Linked DNA regions of Homo sapiens: all the other regions are linked to region 2. Evidence: read pairs that join two places in POLR2A ChIA-PET (ENCODE). Cell type or tissue: CD4-positive, alpha-beta T cell. All regions are shown on one strand. Each heading gives the region's core, and the rest is flanking DNA. Links, peaks and the distances in the headings are about the cores only.

Evidence for each region. ChIA-PET counts read pairs that join two places held together with the same protein. Peaks named below come from ENCODE experiments on the same cell type or tissue, not always from the same donor. Only the 100,000 strongest peaks of a DNase experiment are listed, where the experiment ranks them.
Region 1: POLR2A ChIA-PET joins it to region 2 with 22 read pairs; 15 of 35 experiments call an interaction of 5 or more read pairs at or near these places.
Region 3: POLR2A ChIA-PET joins it to region 2 with 11 read pairs; 11 of 35 experiments call an interaction of 5 or more read pairs at or near these places.

Annotation. Positions count from the first base shown.
Region 1 is chr16:50,325,391-50,330,390 of GRCh38, reverse strand. It overlaps BRD7 (bromodomain containing 7), which reads left to right. Exons shown (of 17, transcript NM_013263.5): 9 at 1,647-1,722; 10 at 4,000-4,107; 11 at 4,508-4,643. Among named protein-coding and RNA genes, the nearest start is that of MIR6771, 35 kb to the right of the region's middle. RefSeq lists an enhancer at 2,982-3,031. In CD4-positive, alpha-beta T cell, for the core only: CTCF peaks have their summits at 2,968 and 3,169 (motif pointing left); a DNase peak (open chromatin) is centred at 3,120; H3K27ac peaks cover 845 bases.
Region 2 is chr16:50,271,024-50,282,118 of GRCh38, reverse strand. The region is part of intron 1 of ADCY7 (adenylate cyclase 7); the gene reads right to left. Among named protein-coding and RNA genes, the nearest start is that of ADCY7, 10 kb to the right of the region's middle. RefSeq lists enhancers at 7,668-7,737, 9,149-9,983, 9,984-10,818. In CD4-positive, alpha-beta T cell, for the core only: no CTCF peak of the experiment used is centred there; DNase peaks (open chromatin) are centred at 7,628, 8,008 and 9,719; H3K4me3 peaks cover 2,589 bases; H3K27ac peaks cover 4,918 bases.
Region 3 is chr16:50,337,194-50,342,193 of GRCh38, reverse strand. It overlaps BRD7 (bromodomain containing 7), which reads left to right. Exons shown (of 17, transcript NM_013263.5): 6 at 2,108-2,218. Among named protein-coding and RNA genes, the nearest start is that of BRD7, 29 kb to the left of the region's middle. In CD4-positive, alpha-beta T cell, for the core only: no CTCF peak of the experiment used is centred there; DNase peaks (open chromatin) are centred at 3,093 and 4,373.

The sequences.
Region 1 (5,000 bases), core at 1-5,000, 53 kb before region 2:
CTAGCCTGGGCAACAGAGCGAGACTCTGTCTCAAAAAAAAAAAAAAAAAAAAAGTGTCCTCTTTTCAACTTAACTTGTTTCCTTATTAGATTACTGGTTTCAAGAGGGAGCCCTTTAAGGAACAGGGCCAAGAAAGCATGCAGTTTTTAGGGCCTAATACTTACTGGAAGGCAGGTTTTAGATCACCCCAAATCACTGAATCCTGGGTCCCCAGAAAGCTGAAGAGATCAGGTAATACAATACAGAAAAGAGCAGAGTTTTAGATCTGAGAGGAATCTGTCTGCTTACAACTCTTGGTATTCTGTGAGGAAAAACAGAGATTCTTCCCAAAAAGAGGAGTCTTTGATGCCTTTTCTGTTTACTCAAGAGATCACAAGCTGCCAGAAATTCCTTTAGGTCCCTAATATGGTATCGAGGGTGGCAAGAGGAAGGGGGGACAGCCAAACAGAACTCAGTTGACTGAGACATTTTACAGAGCCATTACAGCGGCGTTAAAACAGTAGACATATGTGTGTATATGTATAGCCCAAATAGCAGTTTTAACTGAGCCGACATTTGAATATAGAGCTCTTTTTTAAAAAATATTTTTCCTAATTGTAATTCCTACTCAGGTTGTTTTACTTTTGCTTCTGCTGCTAGCTGGGCTCCTGTTGCCAAACAAGCAGCCCACAAAAGTGGCCATCTTGCTGCAGTGGCTGCCGGCTGCCCTTCCTGACCACAGTGCGATGGATGGCTCTCAGCCGACAATCACTCCAAATACACTAGTGTTTTCAGGGCGTCCTTGTACTCACGCACAGGCATCTAAAACATGAGCCATACCACTCAACGAGGAAGTGGCTGCCACCTGGGATTTCCTCCACGGATGCTTCCTTCCCTTTGCCCATTTCTTGGTCCCTCCACTCCTGACTAGCTCACCACATGTTCCAGCTTAAATGTTTCCAGAAAGAAACATTTAACAGGGACTTAGGAACAGAAGCCATGTCTTGGGTGGCAGTGAGATGGTGGGTCCCTGTCACGTTGGTTTTAAAGCCAAGTAGGTGTATACATGCCTTTAAGCAAGCCACTGCCCTCACCTGGTCCATAGTAGCCTTTTTTGATAGACTGGGGAGGACTAGGTGGCCTTAAGGACCCACAGAGCTCTTAGAATTCTGAGATTTTCTTCACCTCCATTTCTCTAGCCCATCATCCCCTGTGTGAAAGTCAGTATCTTGAGTTTAATGATTAGCCACCTGTAATATTAGTTTGGTTAAAATAAGCCTTTGTGGTTTGCTGCATATATGAATATGGTACAGGCTGAGCATCCCTAATCCAGAAATTCGAAATCTGAAATTCTCCAAAATCTGAAATTTTTTGAGCTCCGACATGATGACATAAGTGGAAACTTCCACACCTGACCTCATGTGACGGGTGCACAAAATTATTTATTGTATAAAATTATTTTCTGGCTGTATCTGTAAAGTGTATATGAAACATAAATGAATTTTATGTTCCATCCCTAAGATATCTCATTATGTATATGTAAATATTCCAAAATCTGGGAAAATCTGCAATCCACAACACTCTGGTATCAAGCATTTCGGATAAAGGATACTCAGCCTGTTTGTATAAAACACTTCATTCCATCTGAATACTTTGGGTCATTGCAGTGCGAATTTGAAAGAAGAAAACCAGATGGAACAACGACGTTGGGACTTCTCCATCCTGTGGATCCCATTGTAGGAGGTAGGATCAGAGTAAAACTGTGCATGAACTTGATGCTATTTGGCAGAGAACAGTAACCTGGGTTAACATTTTAAAGCAACAAGCTTGAATATTGATCAGTCTGTGTCATTATGCACAAAGGATCTAGCTAGACATCATGTATTTCATGGTAACAGCTAGCCTAACTTTCACTTCATCTTGAAATAGGTACAGTATATCAAGTTTTCCTTAAAATTCAAAGTCCCTGAAATATTTTAAACCCGCCATTAACAAAGCCATAACTTTTAGATAGTAATTCCTAGCCCTGGTTTTAAGAGACTTTAGTATAGACACTCAGTTTAGAGGTATCTCATACACACAGAATATGATATTATAAATTTAACTGTTTATTTCAGGGAATAAAATGAATGTATATGCCACATAGTGCCTTAATAATAATGGAAGGTGTATGCTTAGTGACATCGTATCTTTCACTATAGTCAGTAGAAAGTTTGTAAAGATTGGGAATCTTTAGAACCTCAGTCATATTTTTGTTTTCTCAAATGATGTTTTAATGGAAATCATATAGGTTATATTTTGAAATTCGATGTCACAATTAGAACTTTTTGTCACTGGTCTGAGGAGAGAATCATGTATTGAGATATGCAAATGTGAGAATGTTAATTTATTCAACAAATTTATTTTCATACTGTCATAATGAAAGAAGTAATTGGAAATACGAAAATGAATAATGACAGAATTTTTACCCTTAAGGAAACAGTCTCTGATGTTTATTGTTTGCTGTGAGCAGGGTGCTGTCTTAGGAGCTAGCTGTGTAGTAGAGAACAAAACAGAGAGAGAGGAGTCCCTTTTCCTTGTTCTATGGAGTCGGGGGAAGAGGACTCACATAAAGAGAAGTCTGTCCTTAATCAGTACTATGCAGGTGTGTGTCTATAATGAATAAATACTACAAAGGAAAAGAACAGCTATGATCATAATAGAAGATACCAACCTAGTGTTTGGGGGTCAGGGAAGGCATCCTTAAGGAGATGATGTTTAGGTTGAGTAAGGGATGAGAGAACAGCAGTTGTGAAAACCTTGAAGCAGGGAAGAGCATTTGAAGATGGAAAGAAGGGGACTATGAATGTTCTCTAAAGGAGGAGAACAGTAATAGAAGAAAAGGAGCTAGTGCTGTTTTCAAAACAAAACTCAGTTTCTACTTTGATGCAGACAAGTAGAATTTTATATGATCATAGGTCAAAGAATGCCACAGGATTGAGAACATTGCTCTTTCTACTATAGCTGTGGTGAACATTTGGTGTTAGGAGATGCAGCTAACTGATGTAGGTGACACCTTAAGATCTGCTGCTTTCTGTGAAGCCGAGTGTGGTCTCTGTCCTTGCTCTGGTTTCCTGGGTTTCCAGTTTCTGAGACCTAATCAAATGTGGCCAAAGCTGACTTGGCTCCCCGTGTGCACAGCTCCCTCTGTAGGCCACTTTCATGGTTTAAGGTAGAAGACACCCCTGTTCATCTTCTCAGCTTCATTGTCTGGTACCCGTACCTATTAGGAAACCAAATTCCAGACTGTTGGCTGAGGAGAGAAGATCTGATTTAGATGTTCAGTTGCTTAACAGTGCCTTCACCACACTGGTCACTGATGGCAGTAGCCTCCGTTGAAGGCTGATCATGTGACACAAACTCAGACTCTTCTTCAGGAGAGCAGATGTCCCTCTGTTAGATACTGTGGGAGACCACATCTTCTCCTGCCAGCATCTTTTGCAGTCCCCTCAGGTGCCCATACGTGACATTTCTCTATGTCACGTATTCCCAGCTTCATCACAGGGATTCATTCCTGGCTAATGCCTGTTCTCGTTGCACTAAAAGTATGCCTTTCATAGATACTCATTTATCCTTCATGTGTTAGTAGCCCTTTTGTCTTTAATGCAGGTGTTTTCCCTCAGTCTTTTACTAACCTTTGTACTGGTTAACTTTCATCTTAACATTAAAAGTCCCAGCTTTTAAAAGTTTTTGTGGCTTTTGTTTTTAATAAAAATTAATTTTTTAAGTGAAGTGTACATGATTATAAAGAATTCCAGGAAGCAGGAGAGTGTAATGAACAGGTCTGAGTTTTGGTCCTGGCTATAGTTCTGCCTTTCTGAGCTTTGATTTTCTTATAAAAGTGGATGTAGTAAGCGCTTCCCAGCCTCCTTCACGGTCATGCAGATGACATGCAGTGGTTTGTGCGGAGTCACTCGGCAGAGGGCCCCGTGGGTCATGGCCATGTAGGCCTCCTTCACTGTGCTCTGTTTTATGTTGTAGAGCCAGGCTACTGCCCTGTGAGACTGGGAATGACAACTGGAAGACTTCAGTCTGGAGTGAATACTTTGCAGGGGTTCAAAGAGGATAAAAGGAACAAAGTCACTCCAGGTGAGGCTCCTGCATAGGAGTCATTTTTTCTCTTCTCTGTTTTGGGATATTAGGGAAAGGAAGCACGATTATGCTTTATTCACTAGGTGGGCACCAGTATCTTGGTGGTATTTTTGCAACATTAATTAGCTATTTTATTAACTTCAGAAGAGACTGGAAAATTGGGTATTAGTATTCAAAATGAATTTTGTTCTTTCTTGTTCCTCTCCCTCTCCCTTGTAGGGAAGAATTCACTTGAGTTGTAACTTTACAAGTACCTGTTTGAGAGAAAATATCTTAGATTTGCAAACCAGCCAATGAAGTAGTAAAGTTAGGAGAGAATAAATAATCTTTTGGTAAAACAAAATAGATTGACATGCAAGTTAAAGAATAGTGTTACAGTATTTGATTTTTTCAACAGTGTTATATTTGAATTATGGGCCCTACAGTTCTTATGCACCGCATTATGACTCCACATTTGCAAATATCAGCAAGGATGATTCTGATTTAATCTATTCAACCTATGGGGAAGACTCTGATCTTCCAAGTGATTTCAGGTGAGTTTCCAGTTAATATTCTGATTACATTTGTTTAAAAACATTAAAGTACATACATGATTTGTGGATAGACTGACAAAGCTGGCCGAGTAGTAAAAAAAAATGTGCTCAGTAATTTTTTTTTAAGCTGACAATAATGGATTCATAGTTACTATTATCCTTTAGTGGAGAGAGAGAGCATGTCTCCCTGATAGTAGCATCTGCAGTATTTTAATTTTTAAAAAATATATTTTTAAAGAGACTGTACCTCAGCCAGTACTAAAGTGTAGGAACTTGTTACTTCAAAACGTTGATGTGCCATCTGCTGTCTTATAACATGTTGTGTGTCAGTGAGTTATGGTCCAAACTTGATCAGTT
Region 2 (11,095 bases), core at 4,915-9,914:
TTGGGGCCCTGTTGGCCTCAAAAAGGGGAAGTGGGGACCTTGGAGTGAGGGGGGCATGGAAGCCTCCAGGGAAGAGGCCCCGCTCAGGCCCCTGGGCCCACACCCTGCCTGGGACGCCACGCAGCTCCAGACAAAAAACCTGCATGCTCCGTCTCGCGCCCCCGGTCCTGCCGGCTCTCGGCTCCCCTGGTAGGCTGGGTCTCAGGCAGATTTTTCATTTGCCAAGGGAATCTCATATTAACGCGAACTCTCTCAAGAGACCCTGAGCTCCATGAAGCCAGCAGCTGCTCTGCCCAGTGCAAGCCTGACCTAAGAGGCCCCCAGTAAACCTCGTGGGACCCAGGGATTCAATGTTGCTGGTATTCAAGGTCCCATCCCCCCAAGCCCAGCCCTCTCTGTCCCCAGAGCCCTGTGGCCCCCATGCCCTGCTCTCCCAGGCACCTCCCGTACCAAGAGGCCTTCCCAGTGTGGGTCCAATATCCCGGCCCCTGACTTGCCAAACTGTCGTGGTGGGATCTGTGTGTGTGTGTCCCGCAGCTGGTCCTGGCAAACACCTGTGACGTGAATGGCCGAGCAGGGTAGCCAGCCAGAATCCTGCACCAGGCCCAGGGTGGGGAAGCACGCAGAGTGGCATGGGTGAGGGAGGAGGGCGCCACAGCCAAAGGATGAGGGCAGATGAAGAAAGGGCCTCCCTCAAGATCGGGAAGCACCTGCTGCACCTGCCGCACCTGCCTTACCTGCCACAGCACACCTCTCCCAGCTACGCTTGGCCTCTGGGAGGATGCCTGCACCCAATCCCAGCTCTGCTACCAATGGCCTGTGAATAGCAGTCGCCTGCACACTCTGGCCTCAGTTTCCTCATCAGTAAACTGGGGGTGCTGATAACCAGGTTGTCTGCACAGGTCATGATGTCCAACAGGCCAAGCTTGCAAGACAAATTGGCAAATGGCCAAGAAGGCACGCTTAGTGTCAGAGGAAGCCCTGCAGGGTCAGAGCCCAACCATGGGGTCCAGGGAGAGGCAGGTGCAGAGTGGGCAGGCCCCCCACCGCATCTCCTAACAGCCTGCAAAGTTGCCGAGCAGGGGCAAAGACTGAAATTCCCCAACGGCATGAGCCCCCAGCCAACCCTGCTCCCCCTCCATAGCCCCCAAGCACCCCCAGGCTGACTTTGTTCCCACTCCCAGGGCACAGGCTGCTGATCAGTCTTGGGGACCAGAAACCTGCATTCCAGTCCCAGCTTAGCCACCAACCTGCTCTGTGACCCTAAACAAGTCTCTTGCCTGACCTGTGCCTTAGTTTCCCCTCTTGCAAAGGAGGGGCTGTGTCAGACCTCTGAGGCCAGCTCTGGCCTAGTTGGGACTGGGCTGGGGGTGGAGGCTGAATCAGTTAATGAAAAGGATAGGCAACTGGAGAAAAACTGAGGGAAAAGGCTGATGTTCTCACCTGGCCCCAGAGAGCTACTTCTAGGGATGGGTAGAAAGTTGTTCTTTGATTCTTTGGGACACAGCTAGGGTAGTGTTAAGAGGGAAATTCATAGCACTAAATGTCCGAATCAAAAACTTAGAAAGATCTCAAATTAACAACCTAACTTCACAACTGAAAGAACTAGAGAAGCAAAAACAAATCAACCCCAAGCCTAGCAGAAGACAAGAAATGACAAAAATCAGAGCTGAACTGAAGAAAATCAAGACACAAAAAACCATTCAAAAGATCAACGAATCCAGGAGTTGTTTTTTTTTTTTTTGAAAAAATTAATAAAATAGGCCACTAGCTAAACTAATAAAGAAGAAAAGAGAAAAGATCCAGATAAACACAATTAGAAATGACTACAGGAATGTTACTAATGACCCCACAGAAATAAAAAACAACCATCAGAAACTACTACAAACACCTCTACACACAAAAACTAGAAAACCTAAGAGATGGATAAATTCCTGGACACACAATCCTCCCATGACTGAGCCAGGAAGAAACTGATTCCCTGAACAGATCAATAATGAGCTCCTAAATTGAATTAGTAATAAATAGCCTACCAATAAAAGGCCAGGACCTGATGGATTCACAGCTGAATTCTACCAGATATACGAAGAAGAGCTAGTACCATTCCCACAGAAACTATTCAAAAAAATTGAGGAAGAGGGACTCCTCCCTAACTCATTCTATGAGGCCAGCATCATCTTGTTACCAAAAACTGCCAGAGACACAACAAAAAAAGGAAAAAAAAAGTGTTCTTTGTTCCTGAAATCCTCCCCTCCACTTCATTCATTTGGTTAAGCATTACCCTGATCAATCTCCCCTTTAAAATGCACCCCCAAGGCTCCAGCTGCCAATGATAATGAATCCAGGTCCACTATGTCTCATGCCCATTCTAATGCTAGTTAGTGACTGCCCAGGGAGAGTTCGTCCATGCATACCTTCAGCAGATGTGCACTCATGCCTTCTGTGCACCAGGTGCCAGGCCAGGTACCAAGAGGGAATTCTGCTCAGGAAATGAGCTCCCAGAAGGCAGAATCCTTAGCACTGCCCCAACCAGGGTATCTGCTAGGTCTCTGCACACAGCGGGTGTTCAGGCAACAGTGTTTATCAACTGACTAAGCAATCAACCAGGCTCCCCTGTTGGAGAAATAGCCCTACTTTTTCCTCACTCTTGCTTGAAATTCAATTAGTGATTCATTTCTTTAAGCACTGCCCTCACTAGCTTCCCCCTTCAGAAGGGAAACACTTTCACGCCCACATTTAACAGATTTCTGATCCCTTTTCCCTTGATAAGGAAGAACAGAAAGGGGAAGTCCAGCTGGCCATGGGGGACCTCACGTGGTTCTCGTCCTGCCCAGGACAAGAGGGTGCTGGCTGACTTCCCACATTGCCTAGGGCCCCACCCTGACAGTGGGTCCAGCAGTGACAGCAAGACATGAATGGGGCTGGGAGGTACAAGAAGAGCTCCATAGACCTGGCACGGTGGCTCACACCTGTAATCCCAGCACTTTGGGAGGCCAAGGCAGGTGGATAGCTTGAGGCCAGGAGTTCGAGACCAGCCTGGCCAACATGGTGAAACCCTGTCTCCACTAAAAATAGAAAAATGAGCCCAAGGTGGTGGTGCGTGCCTATAGTCCCAGCTACTCGCGAGGCTGAGGCATGAGAATCACTTGAACTCGGGAGGCAGAGGTTGCAGTGAGATGGGATTGCACCACTGTACTCCAGCCTGGGCAACAGAGTGAGGCTCTGCCAAAAAAAAAAAAAAAAAGAGAGAGAGAGAGAGATCCATTTCACGGGCCCATGGACAGATGCAACCCAGAGTAACCACTGTCCTGAAGGGGACAGGAAAGATGTGCATTTGAGTCTTAACTCTTAGGCTGCTAGTATTCTGTTTAGAAAGGCAGCATCCACAAGACAGCAAGCAAGCTGGATTCACAACTTATACCAGGATTATTTCCAAAGAGAGCAAGAAACTATGGGAGAATTCTCATATGATGCTGTAGTGAATATGGCCTTTTTATCCTGACACAAAACCCAAAAGCCATAAAGAAGAGACTGATAAGTTCAGTTACATGAAAAAACAAAATATACATGGTAAAAATTACCAAAAGCACAATCAAAAGACACGTGACAGATTAGGGGAACATTTGTGATTCATATCACAAGGAGCTAATCTCCTTCATATGTAAAGAGCTCCCACAAATAAAAAAGAAGACCAATAGCCCAATAGAAAAATGGGAGAAGACTAGGAAGAGAAAGTTCATAGAAAAGGCAATCTAAATGACTGTTAAACATTTGGAAGGGCCAGGCATGGTGGCTCACGCCTGTAATCTTGGCACTTAGGTAGGCTGAGTCAGGCAGATCACATGAGGCCAGGAGTTCGAGACCAGCCTGAGCAACATGGTGAAACCCCATTTCTATTAAAAAATACAAAAACTAGCCAGGTGTGGAGGTGCATGCTTATAATCCCAGCTACTTGGGAGGCTGGGGCACGAGAATCGCTTGAACTCAGGAGGCAGAGATTGCAGTGAGCCAAGATCATGCCTGTAAACCAGCCTCGGTGACAGAGTGAAGCTCTGTCTCAAAAAAAAAAGCAACCCACAACCAACCCACAGCATTTGGAAGGAAGCTAACCACACTCGTAATGAAACACAAATTAAAACTACCATGGTAGGCCGGGCGCAGTGGCTCAAGCCTGTAATCCCAGCACTTTGGGAGGCCGAGGTGGGCGGATCATGAGGTCAGGAGATCGAGACCATCCTGGCTAACACGGTGAAACCCCATCTCTACTAAAAATACAAAAAATTAGCTGGGCGTGGTGGCGGGTGCCTGTAGTCCCAGCTACTCAGGAGGCTGAGGCAGGATAATGGCGTGAAACTGGGAGGCAGAGCTTGCAGTGAGCTGAAATTGTGCCACTGCACTCCAGCCTGGGTGACAGAGCAAGACTCCGCCTCAAAAAAAAAAAAAAAAAAAACCTACCATGGTAGCCAGGCACAATGGGATGCACCTATAGTCCCAGCTACTTGGGAGGCTGAGGCAGGCGGATCACTTGAGCCCAGAAGTTTGAGTCTAGCCTGGGTAACATAGCAAAATCCCCATCTTTAAAACAAAAACAAAACTACCATGGAAAACCATTTTTACCTATCTGATGGGCAAAGATCAAAGCATTTCATAAGTCTCATAAGTCTGTGTTGGAAACAGTCACTCACATTCCCTCCTGGGCAGGAATGTGAGTCAGTACAACCCCCAGTGAAGGTAGTTTAATAATACCTAACAAAGTCACTGAAGGACATATTTGCTTTTTGACCTACCAAATCCACTTTGAGTAATGTATCGTACAAACATTGTCACAAGTATGAAATGACATAAGTACAAGATTAGTCATTGAAGCATTATTTGTAATAACAAAAGATTGAAAATAATATACCTATCAGTCACGAACTGGTGAAATAAATTATGATACAACCTTACAATGGAATACTATGCAGCTGTCAAAAAGCCTGAGGCCACTTGAAACTAACGTCACAGGGTATCCTGTGAAAAATCCACATGGCAATGCCTGGAACAAATAAGGATGGAACCAGGACACAGAAAAACCAAAACTCTTGATTTCACAGAGTGGATAAATCCCACTTCTCATTTTCAGTTTCTATTCCTATTGTCAGTGTGTTGCTTATGTGACTAAAAAAAAAAAAATGTGTAATAGGAAAAATGAATCCCAGGCCCATCACACCTAAATTGCATGACCTAGCCAGGTACATTGGCTCATGCCTGTGATGTCAGCTATTCAGGAGGCCGAGGCAGGAGGACTGCTTAAGACCAAAAGTTCAAGATCAGCCTGGGCAACGTAGTGAGATGCTATCTCTAAAAAAATTTTAAAACTAAGCCAGGCACAGTGGTACATGCCTGTAGAGCCAGCAAACTTGGGAGGCTGAGGCAGGAGGACCTCCTGAGTTCAGGTTAAGGCTGCAGCAAGTGATGATTGTGCCACCACATTCCAGCCTGAGAAACAGAGCAAGACTCCATCTCACTCATTCATAAATTAAATATTAAAACAAATAATACATTACATGACCCAACAGACTCTCTGTGCCTCAGTTTCCTCATTTTAACAAAAGGAGAATAACAGTCCTACCCCACAGGATTTTGAAAGGATTCAGTTGGGGGTGATGCAAGCAGTGTACTGAGCCACCCCTGGCGCAAAATGCCCCAGTCTAGATGGCATGCATCACCAAGATGTCAGAAAGGGCCATGGGGTGCAGAAGTGAGAGGGCCCGGCACCTGTCCCCACCCCTCAACCCTGCCATGAGCCAGCAGCACTGGGGGTGAGGAGGCCCGGCCCCTACTCTGGTCTGTGAGTGCCCAGCCTCTGGGAGGTAGAGAGAACATTGGTCAGCAACTCAGGCCGGCTTTCCAGGGCCATGAGTGGCAGTGTGGGCTGACCCCTCCATGTAGGGCCTAGTTGGGCCTCAAGGGAGCAGCCGTCCCACCCAACCCAGGTCAGAGGGAGGTGGTGATATTGGTCTGAGCTGGAGGGAGCTCACAGGTGACATCCCAGGCAGAGTCGGGTCCTCGGCCCAAGCCTTCCAGGCTTGCTGGCAGGAGACGGCACAGTACCCAGGCCTCAAGACAAGCTCTGCGACCTCTGAGCCCAGCCGGGAGACAAACTGGGCCAAAAACCACCTGGCTGGCTGTCTCCTCTGAGAACCTGCAGAGAACCATGAATGGGCTGGGCTACCCAAGGGTGGTGGGCGGGGGTGCTCTCGCTCCATTTCTAGCCAGGGCAACTGACTCTGGGACCTTAACCTCCAAGCCCAAAGCCCACCTGCTAGGAAACAGTGGAGCTAGGATTCGAACCCAGGCCTGCCCCTCTCCAAGGCCCAGTGCAGATTAACTCTCTATCTGCATTTCCTGAGGTGCATTCTGCCCAAAAGCAGGAACATGAAAAGCTACATATGCGCAGCCACACACATCCACAGCCATTTCTGGTCACAGGTGGTGCTGAGCTCAACATTCTCCTCTTCCCCATTTAAAGATCCCCCATACACATTAGCAAATTAAAGGCTCTGACAAGTCCTGCAGGAAAGAAGCCTGCTGAATTAAACACAGCTGAACATTTCCCCATCCTTTTGTTAATGAGACTCTTTTTGCACTGAATCCCTAATGAACCTCCTTTGGGAAATGCTGACTTTGGAGTCTCTGAGACCCACCTAGGAACTCCTCCCCTAAGAAGGCTCCCTGGGTAGCTGTGGCCTGTAGAGCCCACTAGCCTCCCCTTAATTGACAGCCTATGAAGCTCTTTAATGCTGGGGGCCCCACTTACCCACCTCCACCTGACCCCAGGTTGGGCTAGCTGCGCACAAGAAGGTTGCAGGTGCTGGCGGGACCAGCCCATGCACCTGCCTGTGGGCCAGGACACCTACCCTGAGCTTAGCCTCCCAGGTGGAGGTGAGAGGAGAGGCCTGAGTGAAAGACCAGGGCTCTCAGGTGCTCACGGTCTCAACAGCACCCTCCCTAGGCAGTTTTCAGCTGGGAAGCACCTTGCCCTGGGGAAAAGCAAGCAGGAAAACAGCTCCAAGTGCCAACCCGGCAAAGGGCTCCTGTCGAATTTCCTGCCTCTCCCATGGAATGCAGAGGAGTGGCCCACCTGCCTCAGTTTCCCCATCTGCCACAGTGCAGGGAATAGAGCCCTGGGCTGAATGTCAGGTGATGTAAGGTACAGTCCCAGCTCTCCCTGTCACCAGCTGTGTGACTCGGGCAATTCTTCACCCTCTCTGGGCCTGACTCCTCCAGGGCAGGAAAGGCCTCCAGGGTCTCTGAGGGCCCTTCCCACTCAGACCAGCAGAGAAGCCAGTCACAGAGAGGTCAGTGGGAGAGGCCTCTCCCACCCAGAGCTCAGCGTGCCACCCATGGAGCTCAGTGAGGCGTCACTGCCTAGCCTGGCCTCCTGTCCCAACAGCAAGCCTGAAGCCACCACCTGGCCCGGAGGCCCCCAGTTTGGCCTCCATGACACCAGCTCGCAAAGTGCCCAGCCCCAAACCAAGGCGCTAAGACCCTCACTTCCCCGAGGCTTCCTGAGAACCCGATCCAGGCCTAGGGGGCACGAGAGACACAGAGGGGACTGCCTCGTGAAACCGCGCCAAGAGCCCGGAAGAGCCCTTCTGCAGGGGAAGCAGCCCCACCCAGCCTCCCCCACCAACCACAGCCCCAGCTTCCGGACCTGCACCCACACAGAAGAGCCCTCGCCATGGCTGTCCCTGGAGCCCAAGACCCCATTCCCGGTCACTCACTCCTTCCTTCCACAAACCCTGCCCTTACGGAGCTATTGGGCACAGGAGGTCACTGTGATGGAGTCTCACGCCACAGGAGCCCCGTGGCCCCCGAAACGAGGCCTCCCACACCTACCCAGGACCCCCCAAAACACCAAGCCCGATCTCTGCTCACCCCTTGGCCAAAAAACGCCTCTAGAGCTTCCCTGGCCTCCTCTGTGGCTGCGTGATTTGGCTGATTTCGGTTCCCCAAACAAGCCCCACCCTTTCATCTCCAGCTCCGGCAATCTAAAAACACGCCCACCTCCTCACCTCCAAATGCCTTCTGCCTGGCGAACTCCTGCCCGCCCTTCAGGGCCAACCTGAGCTGCCACCTCTTCCAGGAAGGCTGCCTGGTCCCCTCCCAGTCTGGCCTTGTTCCTTAGCTTCCCCAGGGCCTGCACCTCCCACAGAAGCACAGGCTACCCTGACCTGTCACTACCTGGCTGCACGTCCAGCCATGCACTACCCAGCTCCCAGGATCTAACCCTGCCTGGTACACAGGGACATCAAACCCCATACTCCACAGACTGGGGGGTACAGCCAGCACTGAACTGGCAGCTAAGGACTGGGCCCCAACCCTGGAATCCCCAGTCCCAACTGCATGAGCTCTGGCAGGTGACCTGCCTCTCAGGACTCAGTTTCTCACCTGAGCAATGGGGATGAAACCCTTCTCTTCGCTCCATGGCCTATTCTAGCAGTGACGTGACCTCATAGCTATAAAACCTCATAAACCCCCATTGCACATGGAAAGGGGCCCATCCTGCCACCAGGAAAGAGGCCACATGTTGGTGCCACCAGACCCCCATCTGCCAAGTGCCACTGAGCTCCTGCCTGCAGCAGGTGCAGGCACTGCTGCTGCTACAACACACAGGACAGGCATGGGTCCCCTGAGGAGCTCATGCCAGGAGGAGGGCAGATTGTCATAAATGAGCCAAGTGAGGAAAAGAAATGCCAGGGCAGGGCAGAAGGGGAAGGCAGGAAAGCATGGTGGTTGGGAGCACAAGCTCTGAGATCCAACAGCAGGCCGTGAATCTCAGCTCCACCTTGGAGGAGCTGTGTGACCTTGGGCATGTTCCTGAACCTCTCTGGGCCTCAGTTTCCTAACCCACAGAATGGACTGGTAACAATACCAGTTCTCAGGGGCTTCACGTAGATGTGGGCACACAGCAAGTACCATCACCCAGGGCCACCCCAGTCAGCTCCAGACACCAGGGTGAGCAGCCTGAGAAATCGTGACATAAACAGGCACTGGGGACACACTTCAGTACCAGGGTCTCAGCCTCACTTCCTGCCTGCCCCCAAAGGGCAGCTCTGCTCTTGTACCCATGCCCAGGAGAGCTGAGCCTGACAAAGGGATACAGAAGTGCTGGTCCCTGCCCCCAGGGGATGGAGCAGTGTCTCCAGGGAGTCTGGGTATATCAAAAGAGGCCACTTCCCATTAGCCCAGGCCCCCCTTAAAATAGCTCCTTCAGACAGCTTAAAAGGGCTCCTCCTCCCAGCCAGAGGGGGTACCGGAGACAGGCCTGGGGGCCCAGGAGCCAGATGCGCACACACACAGAAGGAGGTCTCATCCCAGCCTACACCAGCACCCTGGACCCCTGCTCCAGCAAGGAGATGCCCAGGAGGAGGGAGACCCAGACTCCCAAGAACAGCAGCAGGACCAAGACAAGCCCACAAGACTGGCCCCCAGTCCACATCCCTCCCATGAGTGAGGCCAAGGGATGTGCTTGTGAATGGGGCAGGGCCTGCAACTCCAACATAGCTCCCACCAGGAAGACACACCAGCCCCAAGGCTGCAGAGCTCCCAGGGCCTCAGTTTCCCCATCTGTGCAGAGCAGCTGCATCCCAGGGTGCTAGGCTTCTCCCTGCCCAGCCAGTCGGTGACTCCAGGAAGCAATGATCTCAGTCAGCTGCGCCCGAGGCAGTGTGACTAGGTTGTTTCAGAGGCCAGCATGAGGAAAGCTGGCCAGTTACAGGGGCAGGAAGGGCACCCTGGAGGGCAGGAAGAGCCTGGGGCCTGGAAGACAAAGCACCCCGATCAGGGTGCCCTGGGTCCAGCGGCCTCCAGGGATCCGGGCCCTAGAAGGCGGGTGGTGGCATCACCCACTGCAGGTACCTTCTGCCTTCCAGGGACATGAGCTCCTCCCCAGGGTACAGGCCTGTGTCTGAGGGTCATGGCCATTCCTTCTGCCCTGTCACCTCCAGCATGTCCTGATACCCTGGGAGGAGGCAAGAATGGGCAGAGCCTGGGGCCAGGAAACACAACTGGAAACGGGGGTACCTGCACCAAAGACCTCCCTTGGCTTCCCTTTCCCTCAGGCCCAGTCGTGGGTTCACCCTTCCAGTGGTCAGCGGTGGTGGGGGAAACAGGGACATAAAGGGAGGATGGTGAGAAGAGGGTATCCCGGCGTCCCTTGGGCCCCAGCCACAGCAAGACAGGGGCTCAAAGCAAGGCCAAGGGGGTGGGGGAGGCGGCTGAGTGAACAGCTCAAGAGCAGAGCCGGCTGGGTCCCCTCTTCTCCCCATGCTGGAGGACCCCTGAAGGAGGCCCTCACCTGGAGGACACAGCCAAGCAGCAGTTGGGGAGAACACCCCAGGCAGTGGGAACTGTGGGGGCCAAGGGCAGGAAAGGGGCAGGAGATAGCCAAGCTGGGAGTGAAAATGTCAGGGGGGCTGGCCCAGAGTGGATAACGGTGACAAGTGGCGGGAGTGGGGAGGGAAGTCAGGCCCGGTCTGGGAGGGCCTCACAAGCCAGGAGAAACTGACCAGATGGCTGTGCTCTAGAACAGGGAGGACCTTCTCCCAGGCCCAAGGTCAGCCGTCCCCACCCCATCCTAACACAGAGTCTGCTCAGGTTCATCTCGGCAGCACTGGGCTGTGCTGTGCTCAGAAAATGCCTGTGAAATTGGCCCATCAAAGAGGACAGGCTGGGTGTGGTGGCTCATGCCTGTAACCCCAGCACTTTGGGAGGTGAAGGTGGGAGGCTCTCTTGAGCCCAGGAGGTCGAGGCTGCTGTGAGCTATGACCAGGCCACTGTACCCCAGCCTGGGCAACAGAGCCAGACCCTGTCAAAATAAAAAATGAGAGAGCTGGTGGCGGCAGGAAAGCACGGTCCTAGGTATTCCAAGGAAAAAGGCCACCAAAGAGGAACGGAGCTCTGGTCCCAGACTCACCACCCAACCCTTCTCCACCCCAACACTGGTCCCTTCTAGAAAGGCTTCCAGGCTTCCAGGGGAGAGCAGGGAACGGAGGGTGCTTCGGCCAAGCAGGTCTGCACTCAGGGTTGGGCAATGCCCTAGCCATGATGT
Region 3 (5,000 bases), core at 1-5,000, 65 kb before region 2:
TTTGTTTTTTGTTTTTTTTCTGCATGATTTTCCTCTGATCTTTCTCTTACAGTAAGAAGAGTAGAAGTGTGTCCCCAGAGTGTTTTTAAGCAGGTTAGGGTTTATCATAATTGAAAGGAATTGGTATCTTAGCTCTTTAGAATTTCTACGTTGCCACTTTTTTCTAGGGAAAGCTCAACGGCCTAAAGTAATATTTATTCAGTTCATTTGGCAGTTGAAGTAAAATGTGTGTGTGTGTGTGTGTGTGTGTGTGTGTGTGTGTGTGAAAAGTGTGCAGGAAGACTCAGCTTTTTGAATGACCAGTGCCATCACCCACAGTTCAGTAAAGCCCAGCACATTATGTTAAGATTTAAGGAATCTACAAATTGGCTTAATAGATCAGTCCTGTGTTCATTAGAACAATTCAGTACTCTTGCCAGTTCATAGGCCCATTATCTGGCCAATTATAGGCCAAATGGTCACTTAGTTTGAGTATATATAGTAATCTAGTATCTCCGTTCACTTGCGTCCCATCCCCCCAAATACATATTTAATTTTTTTTTTTTTTTTTTGAGACCGAGTCTCACTCTGTTGCTCAGGCTGGAGTGCAGTGGCATGATCTTGGCTCACTGCAACCTCCACGTTCAGGGTTCAAGCAATTGTTGTGCCTCAGCCTCCCAAGTAGCTGGGACTACAGGGGTGTGTCACCACACCCAGCTAATTTTTTTGTATTTTTAGTAGAGACGGGGTTTCACCATGTTGCCCTGACCAGTCTCAAACTCCTGGGCTCAAGCAGTCCACCTGCCTCGGCCTCCCAAAGTGCTAGAATTATAAGGGTGAGCCACTATGCCCAGCCTAGTAATTCTTAATGGCCTGGAAGCTTTTCCAAATATCTGTAACAAAGGTCTTTAATCTAGGGTCCTTTGGATACCATAATGAGCCTTTAGAGGGACCAAGAACCTACTAAAATTACATGAAGACTTTTGTGTTCAGCTGTGTGTGTGTGTGTGTGTGTGTGTGTGTGTGTGTGTGTGTGTACTTAAGGTCTGGTCCCATAGCTTTCATCAGATGCTTAGAGATCCAAGACCTGGCATATTTACAGTCATGGCCCAAACTGAAGATCCACATATACTTCATCCACTTTAATACCAAATTTATTGCGACCCTTCACTCAGTCTTACGTACTTGTACATAGAACTCAGTCTACTTATTTTTGTTCTATTTAAGTGTTCTAACCTGTCATCACTATTAAATAGTGGAATTTGAATTTTTTTTGTTTTTTAAACAAATTTGTAGGGGGCAGATTCTCTTTTCTTGGGTTTTTCTTTCAACTTAGTAAGGCCTTGGCATAATGAATCGCACATTTATAGATGTAAAAATTACTTAACTATGAAAGCATGCAGTGGGGTCAAGTTCTCCAGCACATAGCGGACTTGGAAATTTAAGCCAAAAAGACAGTTTTGGTAATTTGGCTACTCCAGTTACATGTTTTAACTCCTTGAGGTTGTATGGTTTATTTCACATTGGCATGGTTTTGCAACATTCTGCAAATTATGTTTAGTTTATGATAGTATCCAAACACATAAAAGTAGTGTAAATGTTTTAACATTTTTTGCTCAGTTAATGTGAATTTGGCAGGAAATACTGCGATAATTTAGGACTGCTCCGTTTTCAGTCAAGATCTGAAATAAAATGTTCAATTCCTAAATGGAAATTTAAGATGTTTGTTTTAAAGCTAGGAGTAATATTTTTTTTATTTACATGAACTACTCAGCTAAAATCATTACATATGAAATAGAAGTATTTTCTTCACATTTTTTTTATGTGCAGTAAGATTATACTGAAGAAACCCATTTAAAAGTTTCATTCTGGGATCTACAGTTTATATACAGGTACTATAAAATATTTAAGAATTTGGGAAATAATATAGCATATTTAAATACATTTAGCAGTATTTGTTTTGTTGGTGAGTCTTAAAACTTAATAAATTACTGTTAGTATTGTTTAGTAAATAAAGAAAGGGATGTTGCTTTTTAAATTTTTAGAGGACCTGTATATTTTCAACCTGGGGGTGCAGGGTAGTTTGTTTTGCATTAATGCATTTTCTCCCTTAATGTTCTTTCTGCAGGATAACTTCAAACTAATGTGTACTAATGCCATGATTTACAATAAACCAGAGACCATTTATTATAAAGCTGCAAAGAAGCTGTTGCACTCAGGAATGAAAATTCTTAGCCAGGTAAAGGAAACTCTTTGTCATAAATAATAGTTATTAAAATCTGTGTCGCTGTTTGTTGGCCATAGTAATACAGATACAATACAGTATTGATTTTATTTTATTAGCAGGTTATATTATATTAAATAAAGTAGAAAATACTAAATGAAAAAAATTTTAATAAAGAGAAGAAAATTAAGACAGGAAAATTCTTACTTGGAATCAATACAAATAAATATTGGCATTCACTTGTAATTATCTCTTAAGACATAAAACATCAGCTTGAAACATCAGCCTGAATTCCAGGATAAGACTGGCTGAATTGTGAGAACTCTGAAGAGGAAAGCTCTCTGTTTGCATTTGTAGGGGTGGAATCTAACGTTGGTCAGTCCTGTCAGAAGCACAGAATTTCTAGTAAGAAAATACAGTCATGCGCTGCATAATACTGTATATACAGACTGCATATACAGTGGTGGTTCCATAAGATTGTAATACTGTATTTTTACTGTACTTTTGTTATATTTAAATGCACACATACTTAGCATTGTGTTACAGCTGTCTGCAGTATTCAGTATGGTAACATGCTGTATAGGTTCCTAGCCTAGGAGCAGTAGGCTATATCATTTAGCCAGGTGTCTGATAGGCTATACCATCTAGGTTTGTGTGAGTGTACTCATTGATGGTCACACAACAAAATTGCCTAACAGTACATTTCTCAGAACGCGTCCCTTCATTAAGCTACATGTGACTATATACAAATGAGAGAAAATTTGAAACTGTCTCAAAACCACCTCTCCACAACAGCAGACTCTTCCTTAAAGGGTAAGAATTAGTGCATAGTAAGTCATTTGAGGTCAGAGAAGTGTGTGCGTAGGCACAGACACATCATCATCAAACTGCAGGAAAGAGCGTAAACATGAGATATTATACACAGTGGCAAAAAATTACTAGTGTCCCCAGGACGACAGTTGATAAAAGGCTTTGAAGGGTAAGCTGAGATGATCACTGTGCATCCGCTGGAGAAAATAACTCGCAAGATAAGCCATATCTTTTGAGGTTTTTCTCACCACTCTGAGTGGGAGAAACCTATGTAAGAGACTACTTTAGGGAACGAATCAAGGGTGATCCTGGCACCATACCATACCATGGCAGGCAGGCAGAAGAGAGTTTTCATTTTAGCTCTCTTCCACTAACTTGTGGACTTTGGGCAAGACATTAACTACCCTGGGACTCAGTGTTCTCATCCCTAAAGAAGGGTTTAGTCTGTGGTCTCCAAGATGATTTCTAGCATTACTGTTCTGATTCTAGATAAGAGGTAGAGTAGAGAGGATACTATGAAAAAGAACCACAAGATAGGACAGGGATTTTGCAAAGAAGAAATGAGTGGGTATAAGACACTGGTAGAAGGAGAAAGGAATCAGAGTCCAGAGCTTGAGCTCACATTCAGGGGAGTTAAAGGATGATAAAAATGAGTCGTGCATCTGCATGTGGTTTTTCGATTTTTATGGTGATTCATTTTTCTGTATTACAGTTTTACATTTAAAGAAATGCCTTGGTGTGCAGATGTCTGAGTGTCTGTATGCTTGGCTGAGAGATTCTTGGATTCACTTAACTAGAGAAAGAAAAACATGTTTGGATTGTTGATTATTCTTGCGCTCCTAATATTTAGACAACTTTGGTTCCCACCCTTTCCTAAAGACTTGGGAAACTAATGGAAGCCAGTTACCCATCTTTGACAACATTCGCAGAGGAAAGAGGAATATGAAATGTTTACCCATTCTTTGCAGGAAGACTCTCAGAATCTAGAACCATGCCATATTCCAGGTTTAAAGACATGGAAATGCTTCTTGTTAATGTATTTGAAGTAAAAATGCATTTGTCAAATGCAGCCTTTAGTCACTCCAAAATATGTACATTGAATTGGGTGGTGGGAGCCTAATTTTTAATGACCTTTGATTTACCACTTCCTTAAGTAATGTAGTTAATACAACAAGCAAAAGATTCCATTATCTCTTGAATTTTACTGGCGTGTGGAATGGTTGAAAGCACAGAAAATAAAATTTTCTTCACTTTCCCTTCCCTCTCTCCCTCTTTCTTTCTCTCTGTTGTCTTCCTTTTTTTCAGATCTTTTGCTGTTGAGGAGCCCCACCCATCCTGTGTTATTAGCTTCCTATTGACTGTTCTCTCCACCCTACAGGGGAGGGGTCGTCACAACAGTGATTTTTAAACGTTTAAATTTAGACCTTTTGAGTTAACTCTTCTAATAGTTTGTGCTCCAAGAGAGCCCAGCACACCCTTCCGTGAATGGTGTCTTTTCAAAGATAACTGTTTTTGAATGTTCATTGAAAAAATTGTAGAGTAGTCACTCATCATTTTTTCAGTTACACTCAAATAACAACTATTAGTAGACGTGTTATTTTTATAAAGAATGAACAGATGAGGCCAGGAACAGTGGCTCATGCCTGTAATCCCAACACTTTGGGAGGCTGAGGTGGGCGGATCATCTGAGGTCAGGAGTTTGAGACCAGCATGACCAACATGGAAAAACTCCGTCTCTACTAAAAATACAAAATTAGTTGGGCGTGGTGGTGCATGCCTGTAATTCCAGCTACTCAGGAGGCTGAGGCAGGAGAATCGCTTGAACCTGGGAGGTGGAGGTTGTGGTGAGCCAAGATCACGCCACTGCACTCCAGCCTGGGCAACAAGAGGGAAACTCCGTCTCAAAAAAAAAAAAAAAAAAAAAGAAGAATGAACAGATGAAGAGTAACTTTTTATCTCCTAAATAAATACTTGAGTAAAATGCTGC